Linked DNA regions of Homo sapiens: region 1 is linked to region 2. The links are chromatin contacts, found by Hi-C or POLR2A ChIA-PET in ENCODE. All regions are on one chromosome and are shown on one strand. Each heading gives the region's core, a stretch centred on a gene start or an enhancer-like site at or near the end of the contact. The rest is flanking DNA. Distances are from core to core; before and after follow the strand shown. Region 1 has its middle 16 kb from the start of C5orf47. Region 2 holds the start of RPL26L1 (ribosomal protein L26 like 1).

The links. Hi-C counts contacts between places; a loop is a spot of excess contacts on that map. ChIA-PET counts read pairs that join two places held with the same protein, here RNA polymerase II (POLR2A). Pooled maps may share reads with other maps.
Region 1: a loop to region 2 is called in a map of CD4-positive, alpha-beta T cell, with 4 times the contacts of the local background. The contact joins the enhancer-like site here to the promoter of RPL26L1 in region 2. A Hi-C loop is called at or near these places in 1 of 168 maps with a recorded cell type or tissue (CD4-positive, alpha-beta T cell) and 2 of 50 pooled maps. POLR2A ChIA-PET finds 5 or more read pairs at or near these places in 2 of 52 experiments (PC-9 and naive thymus-derived CD8-positive, alpha-beta T cell).

The regions. Positions count from the first base shown.
Region 1 is chr5:173,969,178-173,976,951 of GRCh38, reverse strand. No RefSeq gene overlaps it. Among named protein-coding and RNA genes, the nearest start is that of C5orf47, 16 kb to the left of the region's middle. RefSeq lists an enhancer at 3,681-3,760. Within about 2 kb of position 3,876, at least 13 of the 41 ENCODE cell types and tissues checked have a DNase peak (open chromatin) inside an H3K27ac peak, as active enhancers do.
Region 2 is chr5:172,956,578-172,963,474 of GRCh38, reverse strand. RPL26L1 (ribosomal protein L26 like 1) reads right to left here and starts at 4,051. Exons shown (of 4, transcript NM_016093.4): 1 at 4,007-4,051; 2 at 3,434-3,610. The coding sequence starts at 3,601. RPL26L1-AS1 (RPL26L1 antisense RNA 1) reads left to right here and starts at 4,107. Exons shown (of 4, transcript NR_026682.1): 1 at 4,107-4,185; 2 at 5,218-5,336; 3 at 6,173-6,321.

The sequences.
Region 1 (7,774 bases), core at 2,627-5,126, 1.0 Mb before region 2:
TTCACATAGCCAAAACAAGACTAAGCAAAAAAAAAAAAAAAATCTGGAGGCATCACATTTTCCAACTTCAAGCTATACTATAAGCATATAGTCACCAAAACAGCATGGTACTCTGGTATAAAAATAGGCACATAGACCAACAGAACAGAATAGAGAACTCAGAAATAAAGTCAAATACAGCCAGCTGATCTTTGACAAAGCAAACAAAAACATAAAGTGGGGAAAGGACATCCTATTCAACAAATGGTGCTGGGATAATTGGCAAGCCACAGGTGGAAGAATGAAATTGGATCCTCATCTCTCACCTTATACAAAAATCAACTCAAGATGGATCAAGGACTTAAATCTAAGACCTGGAACCATAAATATTTTAGAAGATAACATTGGAAAAACCCTTCTAGACTTTGGCTTAAGCAAAGACTTCATGACGAAGAACCCTAAAACAAATGCAACAAAGGTAAATAGATGGTACTTAATTAAACTAAAAAGAAAGAAATAATCAGCAGAGTAAGCAGACAACCCACAGAGTGGGAGAAAATCTTTACAATCTATACTTCCAACAAAGGACTAATATCTGGAATCTACAAGAAACTCAAATCAGCAAGAAAAACAAAACAAATAATCCCATCAAAAAGTGGGCTAAAGACATGAAGAAAAAATTCTCAAAAGAAGATATACAAATGGCCAACAAACACAAAAAAATGCTCAACATCACTAATGATCAGGGAACTGCAAATCAGAACCACAATGCGCCAACACCTTACTCCTGCGAGAATAGCCATAATTAAAAAATAGGTAATGTTGCTGTGGATGTGGTGGAAAGGGAAGCCTTTCACATTGCTGTTGGGGATATAAACTAGTACAACCACTATGGAAAACAGCGTGGAGATTTCTTTTTAATTTTATTATTATTATACTTTAAGTTTTTTAAGTTTTAGGGTACATGTGCACAACGTGCAGGTTTGTTACATATGTATATATGTGCCATGTTGGGAGATTTCTTAAAGAACCAAAAGTAGATCTACCATTTGATCCAGCAATCCCACTACTGTGTATTTTCCCAAAGGAAAAGAAGTCATTTTATTTAAAAAAAAAAAAAAAAGACACTTGCACATGCATGTTTATAGCCATACAATTTGCAATTGCAAAAATATGGAACCAGTCCAAATGTCCATTCAGCAACGAGTGGATAAAGAAAATGTATATATATATATATATATATATATATATATATATATGCACACACACACACCATGGAATACTACTCAGCCATAAAAAGGAATAAAATAATGCATTCACAGCAACCTAGATGGAGTTGGAGACCATTATTCTAAGTGAAGTAACTCAGGAATGGAAAACCAAACATTGTATGTTCTCACTTATAAATTGGAGCTAAGCTATGAGGATGGAGGATGAGAATGATACAGTGCACTTTGGGAACTCAGGGGAAAGGGTGGGAGTGAGGGTGAGGGGTAAAATACTACACATTGGGTAGTCTACTACACTGCTCAGGTGTAGCAGCAACAGTGCACACTGCTTGGGTGATGGATGCACCAAAATCTCAGAAATCACCTCGAAAGCACTTATCCATGTAACCAAACACCACCTGTTCCACAAAAAACTATTGAAAATTTAAAACTACCATTATGGTAACCGAAGCCATTTGTTTCTCTTATTTTTTAGTCATTGGATTTTGAATTCTGGCATGCTGGAAAAATTTTTAAAATCAAATACCAGATGGTGTGTAATAAAAATTGTAGAGATTATTTGAAACTCCAGATAATGTTATCATTCTCCAGAGAGAATTTACTTTTGTTTCTGGTGGGCAGCTGAGGTAGAGGAAGTTCATCTTAATTCCTTATCTGGGATCAAGCTGATTTATAGCTGGGTTCAGTCTTTACAAAGGCTAGTGTATATCTTGTTTGGTCTTACTCTCTAGACTCTCGCTCTTAAATGCCCCAGTTGAAAGTCCAGGGTGTTTATCAGGGCCCTTTCTGGACCTGGTCTTATTTTTGTCCCTTACACCCCATGAGGCCACCTACAGCTCAGCGTCTTAGCCTCTAGGCTGTCACTCACGATCAGCCAATGTCTGGAGGAGAAGTCATGCTGGATATTGCATCACCGTGGTGCTTGTCTTCTGCCCAGACCTGTGCACAACCGGCCTCAAGGTCTTACCACCTCAGTAGCTCTCCAGTCCTTTTGAATATATATTTATATAAATATAAAATATATATTTTTAAATCTAGTGTTTATTTTGGTAGGAGAGACATCAAATCTGATACTAACTCCTTCCGCTTAGACAGAAGAACAGGGAAGGAGGAGATGTAGGCAACAGAGGAGACTGAAGCTACTGTGCCTTAAAACCCTGTTTTGGCCTGTCCATATGGAACAGTCACAGAGCTGTCTCACTGTCCCAGTCACCTGGGGCCTTCCCTGTTCTCCACGAGAGTCAGCATGCGGGGCTGCTAACAGGATGCCCAGCAGGATGACACGAGAGCCTGATAAGTGAGGGTGCACCCAGCTTACACCTTCTCACGGTGCAGATCTCAGCCTAAAGGCCCCTCTTGGGAGCTGCCATCCTGGACCCCTCTCTCCAAAGCAGCTCTGTCCTTGCGCCTTCCCTCACACATTGTCTCTACCATGCTCTGAAATTCTCTTATTTACTGTGTACTTGTTTATTGTCACCCTCCCCCACCTCAGCCTCATATCAGCACCTGCCCCCCTACCACCACCACCACCACCACCAGCCTCTTGGGACTCGAGTGTTCTGGTAAGAGGGGGAGAGGACTGTGGCTTATCTCAACACTTAGACATCATCTCCAGCATCTCCTTCACCTGCAGCAAGGGGCCAACCCTCAGTACCAGCGTGCGCCACCTCCACTGTTTCCCCAAAGTCTGCCCACTCCCGAGGTGGGGAAGCTCCTATGGCACTGCATCCCATCCCAGAATATGCTTATTACAAATTATAATCACCTGTGTACAAGTCTACCTCCCCAAGGAGACCATGGGGCCGGAACGTGCCTTTTCTGTTCATTCAAGTGTTCATGCCTGTCTCTCTCACCTGATAAGGCGAGGAGGAGTTTCTGCTCACTAGTCCTTCCCCCGCCCCCGTGGGCCGCAGAGCACCTGACACCATCCAGAGGTTCCCGTGGCTCCAGGCTTCTCTCCATGCTACCAGCCAATTTCTGAGCCCTGTCTCTGAGCCAGACCCGTGCTCGGTATGTACATGGAGTGCGTTATTCCATCCTTACGACCTAGGAGACAGGAACTGCCAATTCTGTGAGGTAGGGGCCGTGAGCCTCGTTTTACAGATAAGAAGGAGGAGGCACAGGAGAGGTTAAGTCGCTCAGCCAAAGTTACGGCAGGGAAGTCCCGGGGCAGGGACTCAAACCCAGGCTGTGTGGCTCTGGCTGCCACAGCCTGAGCCCCTATTCGAGACCGCGCCAATCACAGCATCCGTCACACTGTGTTATGGTTGTTTCTCTCTTCCCCTCCACGGAGCTTCTCCCGGAGGGAGACAGTCGACCAGAAGAGTGAAGAATGCAGGAAGGGCTGATTGGAAGCGGGGAGCCTTTGTCTTGCTCAGCTGACATTGTCCACCAGGTGGCAGTCACAGCTCCCGGATAAAGTCGTCCCTTTTCATCTCCCCCCTTCCCCTTTAAGAAGGAAACCCTTTTTTTCCCCCGACGCCGCCTCCCTCAATTTTTATTATTACCAAGAAGTGAAGTGAGTAGCCTCAACTCAAAACACGACTCCCTGCCTGAGCTTTTTGAAAACGGCACGTGGAGAAGGTGCGTCTCCAACCCCCGTGAGCCGCGGCGCAAGCGGAGAGAGGCAGGCGGGCTTGGGGGTGCGCAGCCTGGGAGCCCAGGATCCATGACGTGAGATGGAATTTCAGCCCACAAAAGAGGTGACTGGCTCCTCCCTCCCCACCCCTCATCAAACAGCTGCAGGAGCGCAGTTAACCAAACGGTGCATATTCCTAGTCATGAATTCCATTTGGCCAGCAGCAGGTCTGGGACATATGGTCCCCTGAGGACACCTCGGGGATGGCTGTCAGGAAAGGGCCTACCCACCTCATCTGCCTGAAATGCTGTTCCTTCACCCTCCGCTAGTTCTGCCACAGCTTCTGGCAGCTTCCATTGTGTTCCCAAGAGTGGAAAGGGGACTGATTCGGGGGGAGTGGGGAGCCGGAACACACCTTGCTCCTAAGTCCCCTAACTTTCAAAGTGCTAACCCCAGGACTGCTCTGTGAGGGAAAGAGGCCCAGGCCAATTCTATGTGTTGAGGGGAAGAGAGATTTCCTTTTTTATAATAAACAAATTGTGGGCCGGGTGCGGTGGCTCACGCCTCTAAATTCCAGCACTCTGGGAGGCCGAGGCGCGCGGATCACCTGAGGTCAAGAGTTGGAGACCAGCCTGGCCAACATGGCGAAACTCCGTCTCAACTAAAAATATAAAAATTAGCCAGGTGTGGTGGCGGGCGCCTGTAATCCCACCTGTTCAGGAGGCTGGGGCGGGAGAATCGCTTGAACCTGGGAGGCAGAGGTTGCAGTGAACCGAGATGGCGCCACTGCACTCCAGCCTGGGCGACAGATCAAGACTCCATCTCAAAAAAAAAAAAAAAAAAAACCACACACAGAAATTGATATATTTTAAATGTGTATGTTAAACAAATAAATAAATGCTATTAACCCTCAAAGTACAATGTAACATCCTTGTGCTCTTGTTGAGAATTAGGGGAAGATTGGATTCTTTGTGGGTTACCACAGAGGGTGTGATAATGGTACCAAGTTGAAAGGTGTTCAGGGCTCAATGCTATGATACCAGGCAGTGGAGCTCTATGGCTATTGTTCAGCCTTCAGATAATGTCAGCTGTCTCCATTTTCAGTCCTTTGTGAATGAAAGGACCCTGGGCCCAGGGGACCTGGCCCAACCCTGAAGGAATGGGAGGGCCCCACCCCTACAGGGAACTGAGATACAATTCTCTAGACCTGGTAGCAGGAAAACTGAGTGTTTCCTCCCTCCCCCTGCTGCCTCCACACCACAAAACCAACACAGACACACACCTGGGTTTTGCGCCCAGTCTCTTAATTAAGTTGCCTGCATCATCACTTCCATCTCATTTTCCTTCCAGAACCGCCCTTCCCGCCCCCGCCAAATTAGAGCACCGCTTGATCAGAATTAGAGTCTGTTTCATGCAACTAAGTATTAATACCACTCCTTACTTGTTGAAGCAGGATCTCATACCCTTTCAGATAAGCAAAGAATTTCAATGAGACTTCAGAGGACAGGGAGGGGATTGGGGTAACAGTCTCCCTTTGTAATCGATACCTTCCTTTTGAAGGTTCTGTGTGTCTAGGCAGGATTAGAACTGGCCTTGTTTCCTTCTGACTTCATGAAAGTTTTGCCTTTGCTGAAGTGTTCCAAGGGAACGAGATTAGTAATGCGTTGTAAATTGTGTTTCCTCCCAAAATAGTAGGGCACGTGGGACTTTGCCAACTCTCAAGTCACGCGCACGTGTCTTCCTCACTGCCCACGTTCTCTCTGACACGAAGAGCTAACGTGGCCCGGTTCTGCTGCCATCCTCCACTGACACCAGTGACACCAGCGCCACTGCTATCCCCTCCTAAGGGCTTCTCCTGCCCCACTCGGGCTCCTTTACAATCTATTCTTCCCACAGTTGTCCTGGTGATCGCAAATCAGTCCCATTCCTCCCCTGCAGCTACTCTTCACTGACTCTCCCTCTGTGTAATTAGAAATAAAATCTAAAGTCTCTACTGGGCTAACAAGGTCTTGTCTTGTGCAGCCCCTCCACCTCTCTGAGCTCAGGTGCGCCCCCTGGCTCACTGTGCCCGGCCACACTGCTCTTCCTTGCACATTTATCAAGCTCAGTCTTGCCCCAGGACACTTGCACGTGCTATTTCCTCTGTCCAGAATACTTTCTCCTCACAGTTTAGCATGGCTTGTGTTTTCTCATTATTCAGATGTGTTTAAATCTCACCTGTCAAGGAGGCCTTCTCTAATCGCCCAGTTAACATAGCCCCACTCCTTCCTAGTCTGCACTGTATTAGCTGGTTTAATTTCCTCGAGGCTTAGCACTAATGTTTTCCTACTTATGTACGTGTTTACTTGGTGACCGTCTGATGAGTTCCCTTTCCCAGGACATAAATGCCAAGGGAACAGGGACTTTGCTGGATTTGTCCCCACAATGTCCCCAGAGCCTGGGACAGTGCAAATACTTGTTGGATGAATGACTGAATGAATAAAGAAACTCCCTGATGCAATGCTCTTTTGCAGATCAACAACTTTGGGTAACAGTTATAAAGTCGCAAATTCAGATTAGTGGTTCTGTGCATAACAGTAGTGCCTTATCTTTTCACGGCATTCTTTCCCGAGATCTTCCCAATGACGCCCATCACATTTCACTAAGGCTGCACTGCTGAAGCTGAAGTGACTCACCAAAATCCGACACAGCAACACACACACACACACACACACACACACACACACACACACATACATCCCAGGGCTCAAACCCAGGCCTTTGTCTCCAGAACATAAATGCCAAGAGGACAGAGCCTTTACCTGTCTTGTCCCCACAGCATCCTCGGGGCCTAAGAATAACAAATATTTGTTGAAGAAATAAATAGATGAATGAATGAGCAAACTCCCGGATGGAATTTTTTCCCTGGGACTAAGGCAAATTCTAGAAAACAGATTCCAGCCTCATCTGGCTGGTCTGCTCAGACATAGAGGGGAGCCAGCCCTTCCTTTGCTTTTGTCCTCCCTGTCCCTAGGGCCTGGGTCAGGCAGGAGGCCCACCCACAACCCCCCCAGGCTCTGCTCTCCCTGCCGCTGCACTCATTCTGACAGCGTTACTCCCAGGTCTGAACGTTCACGGCTTTCTCAAGAACTAACTTCTATGGAGAAGCAGTAGCATGGAGCCCACTGGATAGCTTGGTAGAGATGTAGTCTCAGGCTCCCAGCGCTGCTGACTCGCAACCTGTATTTTGACAAGATCCTCAGGTGAACTTTTTGCCTGTACTTCTCTGAGTGCTCCAGGCTACCTTTATCAGGCATTCTGATATCCACTTTCCTTGTGAAACATCCAGCCTTGGGGCCCCATAAGCTGTGGGCCTCTAATCCTGAAGCACAGCCCTCCTCTGCATGGCAATTTTGAAAGCCGGTCTAAGAAAGAGAGCTCACATAGGGATCCTGTTAGTCACCCATTCAGCAAACATTTAGTAAGTGCTTACCAGGAGCAAGGCACATGATGGGTCCTGAGGACACAGGCGAGCAAGAGAATGTTTGTTTCCTCCCCCAAGAAAGGTAAACAAATGATAGGCAGTGACAATTATGCATCCTATTTAGTGCTGAGTCAGGAGTGCTTCTGATAACAAATAAAACATGATGGCCAGGAGGGCTTCAGAGAGACCCAGGAAGTCCTCTCAGAGGGAGGAGGTGATGGTGATGTGCCAGCTGACTGCAGAAGGAGAAGTGAGGAGCCAGCTCCACGTGGAGCTGGGTCGAAGCAAGGAAGGGAGCAGGGCAGGAGCAGGCAGAGACTTTCCTAGGAGGCAGGTGAGAGGACGGTGCACCAGGGAAGGGGACCTGCATTACCAGAACGGTGGCCCAGGCAGAGCGGCGGCAGCCCGCCGTCAAGAAGGGGAAATAGAAGGGCAGGCTGGGAGCCAGGGCCAGGTCTTGCAAGGCCTTGGGGTGGATTTGATTTCCAGGGCAATGAGCCACTGCTGTTGGGGTGTTTTGCAAGG
Region 2 (6,897 bases), core at 2,802-5,301:
AGCACATGGGGGTTAGGAGGAGATGAGGATGGAGAAGTAGACCAGGATTGGCCCATAGAGGGCCTTGCAGTCAATGATTTTAGATTTTTTTTTTTTTTTTTGAGACCGAGTTTTACTCTGTTGCCCAGGCTGGAGTGCAGTGGCGCAATCTTGGCTCACTGCAACCTCTACCTCCTAGGTTAAAGCGATTCCCCTGCCTCAGCCTCCCGAGTACTTGGGATTACAGGTGTGTGCCACCACACCTAATTTTTGTATTTCTAGTAGAGGTGGGGTTTCACCATGTTGGCCAGGCTGGTCTCGAACTCCTGACCTCAGGTGATCCACCCACCTCAGCCTCCCAAAGTGTCGGGATTACAGGCGTGAGCCACCGCGCCTGGCCATGATTTTAGATTTTATAAGCACATCAGGCACCATTGGTAAGCACCTGGCTAACTCCTCATTTCTCAGGTCTTCTCTTAAATGTATTAGTTCCTCAGAGAAGCCTTCCCAGGTCCTTTAATCAATATCATAGCATCCTTTATATTTTCTTCATAGCAATGAACACAATTTGAAATCATTTTATTTTTAACTGAGGCATCATTTACATACAGTAAAATGTACAGGTCAGTTTTGGCAGATATAAAACTGCCAAAGGATTTTTTTTTTTTTTTTTTTTTTTTGAGACAGAGCCTCACTCTGTCACCCAGGCTGGAGTGCAGTGGCATGATCTTGGCTCATTGGAAGCTCCCCCTCCCGGGTTCACGCCATTCTCCTGCCTCAGCCTCCCAAGTAGTTGGGACTACAGGCGCCCACCACCACGCTCAGCTAATTTTTTATATTTTTAGTAGAGATGGGTTTCACCGTGTTAGCCAGGATGGTCTCAATCTCCTGACCTCATGATCTGCCTGCCACAGCCTCCCAAAGTGCTGGGATTACAGGCGTGAGCCACTGTGCCTGGCCGTTTTTTGTTGTTGTTGTTGTTGTTTTTGAGACAGAGTCTCACTCTGTCACCCAGGCTGGAGTGCAATGGCACAATCTCGGTTCATTGCAACCTCCGCCTCCCGGGTTCAAGCGATTGTCATGCTTCAGCCTCCCGAGTAGCTGGGATTACAGGTGTGCACCACCACGCCTGGCTAATTTTTTGTATTTTTAGTAGAGATGGAGTTTCACCATGTTTCCCAGGCTGGTCTCAAACTCCTGAGCTCAGGGGATCCACCCGCCTGGGCCTCCCAAACTGCTAGGATTACAGGCGTGAGCCATCATGCCCAGCCTGCCAAAGGTTTTAAATAGGACCTGATTTGCAAATAATACCACTCTGTGGAAAATGGACAAAGGTAAAAGAGGGAACTGCAATGCTGCCTTGAACTGGACAGGAAATAGGTTCAAGACTTACTTTGGAGGTAGAATCAACAAGCCTTGATGGTAGATTACAAGAGGGGGTTAAGGAGCGTTGTTAAAGATAACAAAGGTTTAGGGGCATATGCAGCTGGGGAGATATAAATGGCACTTACTGGAGATGTGGAAGATGGGAGTAGAGTTGGATTCTGGAGGCAGTGAGAGTGTTAGGATCAAGAGTACTCTTAAGAAGCTTGAAATGTCAATGGGCTACCTAAATAGAGATGTTCAGTAGGTAGTCAGATCTATAGGTCTGTGTTATAGGTAGTCAGATATACAGGTTGTCTAAAGTGGTCTGGACTGGGATATAAAAGAGGGAGTTGTTAGCACACAGCAGACATTTAAAGCTCTAAGAACGGATTATTACCTATTCTTTACCTACGTAGAGAACACAGAGCAGAAAGAGATGCTAGATGTGTCCACTGGATTCAGTCACGAAGGGATTATTAGTGATCTACGTCAAAGTAGGTTCTATAATGTAGTGGGGACAGGGAATAGACTGAAGAGAATCCAAGAGTGAATGGGAGATGAGGAAGTGTAGACAGCTCTCTTGAGGAGGTTGGTTATGAATAGAGAACAAAGTGTAGTAGCTGGAAGGAAATGTGGGCTAGGGAAGTGAATCCAAATTTTCCAGCTCTCTTTGAAAATCCAAGAATCTAACAATGGGCCTGCATTTCCCCCAGGCATCAATGGGCTAAAGGTAGATGATTATATCTTATATGTGAGGCTTGAGCTTTCCAGTTTGCCATTTTCTATCCCTACCTATCCCCTATAAGTATTTGCAATTCCCCCATTCTAGAACATGTCTGATGGGAAGGATCCAGGAGAGAGGGGGTTGAAACTGCTGATCATACCTCTGAACTACTCTTTCCACTCTTCCTGTCACACTTCCGGCTTAACTCCACATTTTTTCCTCCTTAACATATCCCCAAACCTTCAAAGAGTCCCAGTGTCTCAGATGATACACCAAGCCTCATCACCTTATGTCATTTCATTCTCTAAGACAATAGCTCTTAACTGAGTGAGGGAAGAGTTGATTTTGCCCCCCAGGGAGCATTTGGCAATATCTGGAAATATTTTTGCTTGTCACAACTGTGAAGGGAGGGAGTGCCACTGGCATCTAGTGGGGAGAGGCCAGGGACGCTGCTAAACATTCTACAATGCACAGGACAGCCCCCACCCCCCACCCCCCACAACAATTATCCAGTCCAACATATCAATAGAGCTGAGGCTAGGAAACCCTGCTCTAAAACGTGATCTCCATGAGAACAAGGGCCTCGTCAATCTTGTCCTAGAACAATCTCTGGTAAGTGCTCCATAAATATTCCTTTGAGGAATGAATCTAGCCCCTGCTTATTTCACTCATATCCAACTCCCTTCCCTCCTCTCATGCATTCTAAGCTCCAATCACAGAGAACAGAGGGCTTGTACGTTCTCACATGGGCCAGTCTTTTAGAAATTATGAAAGAGTGACTCGCTGCATCTTTACCAGTTCTCCTGCCAAATCCAATGCTATCACATGGCCAGCTCCCACAAATCTCTGTCCATCAATCCCACTACACCCAAATACACTAAAACACTACTCTCACTGCAGCACCTTCCCCTACAGTCTGGTTCAACAAGCCACCCTGGGCAACAACACTTGGCAAACTAGCAGCCAGAAGGTTAAATCAAAAGTATTTTTGGTGGGGCACGGTGGCTCACACTTGTAATCCCAGTGCTTTGGGAGGCTGAGGTGGGAGGATCACTTGAGGCCAGGAGTTCAGAGACCAGCCTGGGCAACATAGCAAGACCCTATCTCTACAAAACAAACAAAAAAGCAGGTTTTTGCTTGGTTGACATACTGTTTTATTAAATTTTACTATTACTATTAAATAATTAAATGCTCTAAAGCAACGCAGGCACTCTCTGGTGGCTCTGAACCCTATCTCTGGCCTAACACATCTGAAGGGTCACACTACTTTCCAGAGTCCTGAGGCATGTGAGTCTGTGACTGCTCCACGCATGACGTTCTTAGGCAACGGTGTCCGAGCGCCACTAGCGCCGGAGGGAGACGTACCTGGACCTCGTCGTCCTTGCGGATGGGCATGGAGCGGACATTGTACTTCTGCCGCAGCTCCTTGGAGAGCGGGGATGACATGATCTTCCTGCGCACGTGTGAGGGGGCATTGAAGTGACGTTTGCGGTTTTTACTGCGGTCCGAGGTAACGAAGGGATTGAACTTCATGGTGACCCTCTACAAAGGGCGGAGAGAGACGGAATGAAGGGGCGCTCAGTGGGTTACAGGGGCCTGTTCTCGACCCAAGACACTCCTCATCCCCCAACAAAGGCTCTACAGGGGAGGTAGCCTCTGAAAAGGCAACTGAGGGAGGACAGAGAGATGCGACTAGTCTGACTATCACATAAAGTGAGGCGTGTGTGGAGGTCGCATGCCCGTCTAAAGGGGTCGTGGGGGAGAGGGTAGCACTGGGACCTTGAGGCTGAGGAAGGAATGCTAGGGTTAGGCAGGAATGGGTGGTCGGGAGGTCACTCAAAGAGAGCTGTGGGGTGACATGTGTTCCCGCGACACATAGGGCAGGGTCTCACGGGGCGGTAGAGTTCACTGTCCGAGAAAACTCCAGCCTCCACTCACCCGGCTACTAGCTGCCTCAGACCCTGAGTGCGCAGGGCCGGAAGTGAGTTTCCGTGCCGCGCAAGCGCAGAAAGACATCGAAGCCCCATTTCCGTAGGAGCGAAGTCGAATGGCGCCCCCAGCGGCTTGGGGTGGGATCTCAGTGCCTCATTCCTGGCGGCCCCGGGAGGGCGATGCCAGTGAGTACAAGGGCCTGCTTGTGTAGGGCCTGCGGTAGAGGCTTACTGGTGTTCTTTTTTTTTTTTTTGAGACGGAGTCTCGCTCTGTCGCCCAGACTGGAGTGCAGTGGCGCGAGCTCGGCTCACTGCAAGCTCCGCCTCCCGGGTTCACGCCATTCTCCTGCCTCAGCCTCCCGAGTAGCTGGGACTACAGGCGCCCCCCACCACGCCCGGCTAATTTTTTGTATTTTTAGTAGAGACGGGGTTTCACCCTGTTAGCCAGGATGGTCTCGATTTCCTGACCTCGTGATCCGCCCGCCTCGGCCTTCCAAAGTGCTGGGATTACAGGCGTGAGCCGCCGCGCCCTCCTACCTCTACTTTTTTCTATCTCTGGGACTAAACGGCGGCCGGCGGCGTGCCTGCGGGTTTGTGGCCGCCGCCCCGCCCCTCTCTCCTAGACCCCGCCCCTCTCATCCAGTCCCCGCCCACTCCGGCCGCTCCGCGCCCACCTGTGGCCCTCTTGGCCCTTCTGCCCGTGCCTGGCCCCGCCGGGTCGCTCCCGAGCTCCGCGTTTCGTTCGCCGACCCCTGGAAGACTGCCTGGAGGCCCGGGCGCCACCCAACCACTGGCTAGGCCGACACTTTGCGCGGACCCTGGGTGTAAAAGGTCCCCGGGTCTCTGGTCCCGACGGAGCTGTGAGGGAGATCAACCACGCCCCCTCCGTGGGCACCGTGGCGGCAGGGAAGGAAAAGGGCTCTGGGTCTCGACTCTCTTCGGGTTAAGAACCGACGGGGTTTATTCTATGCAAGGTGTTATTAACTCCAACTCTCCCTTTCGTTCATTCATTCCATATATGTTGAACGACAACTTAGTGCCAAATGCCGGCATGCTGAAACTCAGAGAGGGAAGATGTCTTGCAAGTACAGCAGCCACACCCAGGCAGGTCCCGTGCTCTCTCTTAGTTTATCAGTGTTCCCTGACATGTAGTGGTGACATTGTTAAACACCTGCGTTTACTAATACTAGATTTTTTTTTTTTTTTTTTTTGAGATAGAGTTTCGCTCTTGTTCCCTGGGCTGCAGTGCAGTGGCACCATCTCGGCTCACCGCAACCTCCGCCTCCCAAGTTCAAGCGATTCTCCTGCCTCAGCCTCCCCAGTATCTGGGATTACAGGTATGCGCCACCACGCCCGGCTAATTTTGTATTTTTAGTAGAGACGGGGTTTCTCCATGTTGGTCAGGCTGGTCTTGAACTCCCGACCTCAGGTGATTCTCCCGCCTCGGCCTCCCAAAGTACTGGGATTACAGGCGTGAGCCACTGCGCCTGGCCTACTAATACTAGGTTTTATTCCGGGCCCTTCACAGTTAATGTTGGAGGCCTCTGGAGGATGGCCACACCTGGGCTATTTGCAGAAGCCTGGACAGCACAGCAGGCAGAGTTAAAGCAGTTAAGGCAGTATCAGCTGAAGGGCCACCCAGCTGTGCGTGTGCCCAGGCTCCAAGAATAAGGAGGTTGGGGGGCAGTCCTAAGAAAGGAAGTCATTACCTATCGGCAACCCAGGAGCAGACGCTGGCATAACGGCGCACACACAGTAAAGGTCAGAGGTTCTTCTTAGAATAGTCCTTAGGTGTTAGTCAAACCCATGCCCTGCCCCAAGGAGTTCATTCATTCATTCACTCATTCATTCACTCACTCACTCACTGGTTCTGTTTATTCACTCATTTCTCTATCACATATCCATTTATTGTCATTCACCCACTTATTTACTCATACATTCATTCATTTGCTCATCAATTTATTTGGTACCTACATGGAGCCAGGTACAGGTCTTGATTAAAGAGATCTGGGGAGGAGTGCTCCCAAGAAGTTCAGAGCCTCACTGGTGAAGGAAAGCCATGTAAAGACAGATCTTGAGAACCCAAGATCATCAAGGAGTATCCATGATCAAGCAGAGCAGGGAAGGCTTTTTGCTTTGTTTTGTTTTGTTTTTAACATGCTGTGTGGTTCAGTAAAATTAAAACAGGCACAATGATATCCTGGATGACAAGAGCTGGAGGCTGTCATTCTAACAATGTAGTGAGACTGGCTGTCTTGTCTCATGCCCACCCCTGGAAACATGCGCAGGAACTCAAAGCACCTAGCACAGAGGAAGTGTCTGGTGAGTCTTTTTATTTCTCGAGGCAGTGGCTGCATGGGGAAGTGCTTGAGCCCTGGCACCCAAATCGCTTGGGTTTGGATCTCTGCCACTGCCTGGTTCTTTGGCTTTGGAGAAGATATTCAGCCTCTTGGTCACTCAGTTTATTCCCATCTGAAAAATGGGAATAATGATAGTACTTACCTCATTGGTTTGGTGTCAGGATTTTTTTTTTTTTTCGAGATAGAGTCTCGCTCTGTCGCCCAGGCTGGAGTGCAGTGGTGCAGTTTTGGCTCACTGCAACCTCCACCTCCCGGGTTCAAGTGATTCTCCTGCCTCAGCCTCCTGAGTAGCTGGGACTACAGGCGTATGCCACCACGCCTGGCTAATTTTTGTATTTTTAGTAGAGACAGGGTTTCACCATGTTGGTTAGGCTGGTCTTGAACTCATGACCTCAAGCAATCCACCTGCCTCAGCCTCCCAAAGTGCTGGGATTACAGATGTGAGCCACCACACCCGGCCTGGTGTCAGGATTAAATGAACCCTTAGCACAATACCTGGCACAGAGGAAGAACTTAATAAATGTTGGAATTTATTTAT